2 separate regions of the Homo sapiens genome follow, and region 1 is linked to region 2. A link is a contact called in ENCODE Hi-C data. All regions are on one chromosome and are shown on one strand. Each heading gives the region's core, a stretch centred on a gene start or an enhancer-like site at or near the end of the contact. The rest is flanking DNA. Distances are from core to core; before and after follow the strand shown. Region 1 holds the start of C10orf71-AS1 (C10orf71 antisense RNA 1). Region 2 has its middle 53 kb from the start of TMEM273.

Evidence for each region. A loop is a pair of places that touch in the nucleus more often than their neighbours do. Pooled maps may share reads with other maps.
Region 1: a map of left cardiac atrium shows a loop between it and region 2 (5-fold over the local background). The contact joins the promoter of C10orf71-AS1 here to the enhancer-like site in region 2. A Hi-C loop is called at or near these places in 6 of 168 maps with a recorded cell type or tissue (CD14-positive monocyte, Right ventricle myocardium inferior, endothelial cell of hepatic sinusoid and 3 more) and 3 of 50 pooled maps.

Annotation. Positions count from the first base shown.
Region 1 is chr10:49,297,496-49,300,493 of GRCh38, reverse strand. It overlaps C10orf71-AS1 (C10orf71 antisense RNA 1), which reads left to right and starts at 1,601. Exons shown (of 2, transcript NR_108038.1): 1 at 1,601-1,804. It overlaps C10orf71 (chromosome 10 open reading frame 71), which reads right to left and starts at 1,324. Exons shown (of 3, transcript NM_001135196.2): 1 at 1,261-1,324.
Region 2 is chr10:49,239,730-49,242,504 of GRCh38, reverse strand. No RefSeq gene overlaps it. Among named protein-coding and RNA genes, the nearest start is that of TMEM273, 53 kb to the right of the region's middle. Within about 2 kb of position 1,369, at least 3 of the 41 ENCODE cell types and tissues checked have a DNase peak (open chromatin) inside an H3K27ac peak, as active enhancers do; they include CD14-positive monocyte, where a contact is called at or near this core.

The DNA.
Region 1 (2,998 bases), core at 352-2,851, 58 kb before region 2:
GAACTTTCACTGCTTTTTTTTTTTTTTTTTTTGTATTAAATTGACCCATCTCAAGATGTGTTCTTGTAACACAGTGGTCAGCAAACTTTTTCTGTAAAGGGCCACATTGTAAGCGTTTTCAGTTTTGCAGGCCATATGGTTTCTGCTGATATAGTGTAGAAGCAGCTTTAGACAATATGCAAATGAATGAAGGTGGCTGTGTGCCAATACAACTTTATTTACAAAACCAGATGCTCAGACCACAGACCAGAGTTACCAGCCACTACTGCAAAGGGAACTCAAATGCTGGAAAACAGGACCTCATTTACTACACACATCTGTTTAATCTGCTTCCCAGGTTCCTATACTTAGGGAGCTACCTGAAAGGCCTACACAATGATTTTTCTTAAGGCTATCTAGCTTTCCACACACATTGACCACTGCCGTTCTCAATGTTCAATTCTTCTCCACCAGAAAATAAAAGAGGTAATTTTAGACTCAGTCAAGCATACCCTGTGGGAGTCTGGTGGGGGCCCTCCCAGGGTGTGTAAGAACAGGCAGCCTGTGGCGGGCTTTGTTTTGGGGACACACATGCTCGCAGAGCCCACAGGCCAGAACGTCTCAGTCACCAGTTTTTCTCTTTGTTACAGCTGGTGTGACCCTGCCTGGCCCAGCGCTGGGGGAGCTAAGAAAGCCAGCCTCCCTCAGCCCTGAATGCTGAAAACCTGGGACCATGGGGTCACCCATTTGACAGCGCAGTGGCCTGGGCACATCTGTGCACTCAGCCATGTGGGAGCAGAGATCCCTGACAGATGACACCTAAGGACAAAGTCACACATGTACACGGTTCCGGGTACGTGGTCCCCGAGGCCCATCCAGCACACCAAGAACCTTAGCCCCAACACCAATGGGCTCCCGGCACACACATACCACCCTGCACAGCACCCTGGCACCGAACTACTTCCCCAGCACAGCATCGGCCCAGCGGGAACATCCCTCCCGCCATGAACTTGAGCCTCCCTGCCCACGCTAAGGAGCCAGACAAGTGTCTGGGCTGTACCTTCCGCTCTCTGCGTGTCCAGCTGCTCAGGCCTCCTCGGGAATGGGAGAGAAACCCGGCTCTGCCCAGCAGCCAAGACTTCTTTCCTCTTTATCCAGGCTGCCCAAAGGTGATAGGAGAGTGGATTCAGGACCCAAGCCTCCTCTAGCTCACAAACCTACCCACCTGAGGAAGATCAGTGACCAGAAGCCGGCCAGACACGGGAAGTCCGCGAAGCTTACCTAAATAGAGACCCAGCCGGGGGAAACCAAATGGTGTTCTTGGTGGGGAAGAGGCAAACAGTCCGCACTGCAACACCCGCGTGGTGTCAAGTAACAGTCAGATTAAACAAACAGCCTCAGCTGCTATTTTTACTTCCAAATCAGCCACGAGTAACAGATCACTTGGGGAGTGAGAAATTGCTTGCCGCTTAGCCGGACCCTAACCACGATTCCAACTTCAATCCAGAATGATTGCTAAAGCTATTCCAGCACCTAGAGTCAAATAAAAATATCCCGAGGTGGGAAGGAAAACATTTGTTTAGGGAAACATTAAAAACAGGAGAGTGTGTGCCTTGGAGCCAGAGCCCAGAGCCCTGCTGATGTCCCGGGGCAGAAATAGCCCGTTTCATCATCGGCTCTGGACGACCGCCGCCCGCATTCCTCGAGTAAGGAGCCGTCCTCTGCTGTGCTTTTGGAGCAGAATAATCTGCAGCTAGGGGAAGGCCAGGCTGGGTCTCAGGGTGAGAGTTACAGAAGGATATGAAATAATCGGGGAAGAGGCAAGGTAAGTGTCCACTTGGTAAGCTTGGCTACAGCAAGCCCGGTTGTTTGCAAAGTCCAAGCACCAGTGGACAAGTCCCGTTCTGCCAGGCTCCCCTCTCCACCTCTGGGAAGGGCTGGCCTCCCTTCAACCCTGAGGTGGGCTCATGCCTGCCTTCCCAATGGCTGCTTTCTGTCTCAGGCTGGGGTCACCTGCTCCCCAAACTGCCCACAGATCCCCCAACTTTTTCCACTGGCTTTTCCTTGGCTTGTGCCATGCCAGCTCCCAGAGTGCCTTCCTTACTCTCCCAAGCTGGCCCTAGGATAGTCTGCTTGCTACCAGGATTTAATGCAAGAGTGGGTTTTTTTCCCCCTTTCTCTCCAAGGTTCTTTTTTATGCTTCCCTGACTGTGGCCTGAGAAAGCGGAGATGACTGGCCCCCGCTGGGTGTCCTGCTCTGTGCAGCGCTCAAAGCCTCTGCAAGTTTGCAGTGTGCTGTGTCTTTGGGTCTATTTGTAGACTGTCCCTTCTGCCCCTGTGGGCTCTTCAAGGGCAGCAACCTGTGTCCCAGCCCCAAGCTGGGGCCTGGCACCACCTCCAGCCTTGAACCGGCTGACAGCCAGGGCCACAGGGACCCAGGTCTATGTACTTTTGTCTAAACCAAGTCACAAAGAACAGCTCCTCCTTGCCCTGCAGACTAAGGTGTGAGATTCCAACCAGCAGGAGCATTCAGACCCGCCTCCTCCTGGGAGCCTCAAGACTTGCCTTTTGCCCTGAGAGCTTCAGAACCTCGCTGTGGGGATGATTACTTGCTGCTCCGCACTCAGAGATGCTTTGAGGGAGGCCCAAAGTGAACCCCTCAATTTTACCCACCCACCTCCCTACCTCCCCATTTGCCAAAACAAACGCATGCCAAAAGGTCAGACAAAAGCCATCAACTTGAGATGGGAGCCAACATTTAAAAAGTACACAGGATTTTGAGCCCTGGCTCCATTATTTCCTGGTCAGTTGACATGTCACATACTTACCCTTCCTGAGCCTCAGTTTACCCATCTCTAAAGTGGAGAGAATGCCTGTGCTCTGTGGGATTCAGGGTCAGGGGAGCTCATGTACATGAATATGCTCGTCTATTGCAAAGCTTCCCAAAATGTTAGTCATTTATTTGTTATTTTTTCCCATGATTTTTGCTACACCTCAACCATCTGTATCAACATTTACT
Region 2 (2,775 bases), core at 120-2,619:
AGGTGGCAAAGCGATAGTGATGGTTATCTTTGTTTTCTCGTTGGGGACGAGGTTAAGACGTATGTCCTATGTCACGCAGTGAGTTGGTAGGGAAGCCGGTTATTAACATCTTCAATTAACTCAGGGCTCTGCTTTGCAAAAGCCCCACGTCCTCTCCTCTCTCCTGATTTCTGGCTTGTATCTGCAGCACCACATGCAGTGGAGAACCCAGGTCATGTCTGACACACAGAGGCTGCAGGCATCTCATTGCTTCTTGGGAAGACAGTGGACAGGCCTTCTGATTCCCACTTTCAGGAGGCCTGAAACCCAGGTGGGTTCTGGACTTCTCTCGGGTACCAGAGAGGGGAGACAGTGTCAGAACTGAGACGAAGGGACCAGGAGTCTCAGGCCCCTGCAGTATGAAGTGCTCTAACACCTAGCCTTTCCTGGCCAAACTACCCTCATCCTCAGGCCCCTGGACCTGACCCTGTGTGGCAGCCTCTCTGAATAGGGTTTCTTTCCTGACTCTTGACAAGGGAGGCCTCTCCTGCTGTCCTGAGTTCTGCTGCCCTGACTAAAGTCAGGTGTGAACCCTGACTGAGAAAGGGCCTCTCTCTAGGCCTGGTGTACTTGGGACTGTCCTGGAAGAGGAGGACATCCCTGGACCTTACGTGGACATGGCCAAATTCAGTGTCCTCTCCTTCCTCCCGCCCCACTGCATCTCTTCTCCATGGCTGCTGGTCCCTCTCCTGGAAGTGTCTAACCTACTCCAAGGCCAAGTACCTTGACAACAAGAAGTCACTGTGCATTTTCCACTCCCAGGCTCTATTTGTTTATTTCTCTGTGCTTCTCACTGACGCAAACCACAGCCTTCAGTTCCAGAGTCTTACAGACAAACGCCTGACCAGAGCCCACAAGAGCACAGCCTTGCTCTCAGTCCTGAGCCTGGCCCTCCTAGGTTGGAGCAGCTGGGCCCAGCCTGTCCCAACCCAGGGAGCCACAGGGATCTAAACTTGGCTTTGCAAGGATTCCTGGCTGAGCAGCCCCAGCCAATGTTGGATCTCAACTCATCTAAAGTAAGAGGAATACTTTCTTGCTTCCCTTGGGTGTCCTGTGAATGAATAATTTACTATTTGTAAAGCACTTTGTAAGGTTCAGGATCATTACACAGGGACCACAGGCTCAGAAGTAGCCCTGGATGCCTGATAGGGTGCTTGTGACTATGAACCATTTATATAGCACTTTACATTGGCCAAGTGCATCCCAATCATTTATAAGTTAATTCTCTCACCACTCCAGAGCTGTCAGCTGCCTTTGGATGCTATGTTCTCTCTCCTGCAAATGAGGTTGGGGAAGTCAGGAGAGGCCGGAAGCCTTGCCCAGGGTTACCTAACATGGTGGCTTGGGGCTCAGGCCACACTTGGTGTAGGCTGGAGCTGCTGGAGGTTTCATTTCTTAGAACCTTGTCATCAACCCACCCAATCCCCCCAGTAAGGCATCCTGCAAGGGATTGCTATAATTTATGACCCCGTGACACTCCCAGGAACACCTTCGATTTATGACCTACCGGGTCACCCAGAACTGAATGTTGGCTTTGAAGTCAAAATCTGCTTGTGCAACTTACAAGAATTTTGACCCTAAGCAAATTTCTTAATGCTGCTGAAGCTCCAGTCCTCAGTGATCAATTAAGGATAGAAAAACCAGCCAGGCTTTTGTAAGGATCCGAAATATTAAATGAAGAGAACCTGGAATAAAATAAAGCTTAATACTTTTTAGCTCTAAGCTTTTGATTACTGCCCTGGCACAGACAAGACTTTCCCTCCAAAGGTGACAAAATAAGCCCATGGGAAATGATACTAAACAAAGTTTTGGATCAAAGCAATCCACTAGGACTCTACACATTTCCTGCCTTTAGCGTAGGAGCCTAGAAGTAGAAAGGTAAGGAAAACGCAAAACTGAAACTCTCACTATTTCCCTTATATGCTCATGAATCAAATTGGTTGGGATCTGCACTATTCAATATTTTTTTCATTTCTTAATCCATATTTACTAAGCACTTACTGTGAACCAGGCAGCTTAAGAAGTAAAGGAATTGGCAGTGAACAAGAGAGACAAAGTCTTTGCCCTCATTGAGCAGACACCTAAAGAATATAGGAACACAAATGGGGAGGGAGTTGGGGGAAGTATGTGCTAAAGGGAGGGATGGTGTGTGCAGATGCCTTGGGGAAGGGAAGCCTTCAGAATGCAGGGGGACCTGAGAGAAGACCACTGTGACTGGAGTAAGGGAGAACATGGCAAGAAGGGTGAGTTGGGCGAGGACACCCTGAGCAGCTCATGAAGCCCGGAACACTAGGATGAGGGGTGGAGATTTAATCCCCACACAACACCACCGAGGGCCTGTAAGGAAGGCTCATCCCCATGTGATGGCTTGGGTTGCTGCATGGATCCTCAAACCCTCGGCAGCTGAGAATCTGAGCCCTGGCTCTGTCAGATGGTTGATCTCTTGGCTCCAAGAAACCTGCAGTCCAAATCCTTTGAATATACCCGAGCGTGTAGAGCCCAGCGAGGGTGCTCAGGAGAGCCCTGCAGATGGGCTGCTTCTCGCCAAGCCCTTGGCCACAAGCAAGAGCCATCACTCAGGGCTGAGCTCTTCAGAGCCCTCACATCCCCTGATTCCTGTTAATTTTCAAGAAAACCCAACAGGCTCAGGAACATAAAGTGACTCATGTGGGTTCTCAGCTGCCAAGCTGGTGCTGGGAGCTGACTGCAGAACCTGAGACTGAGGATTCGGCAAAG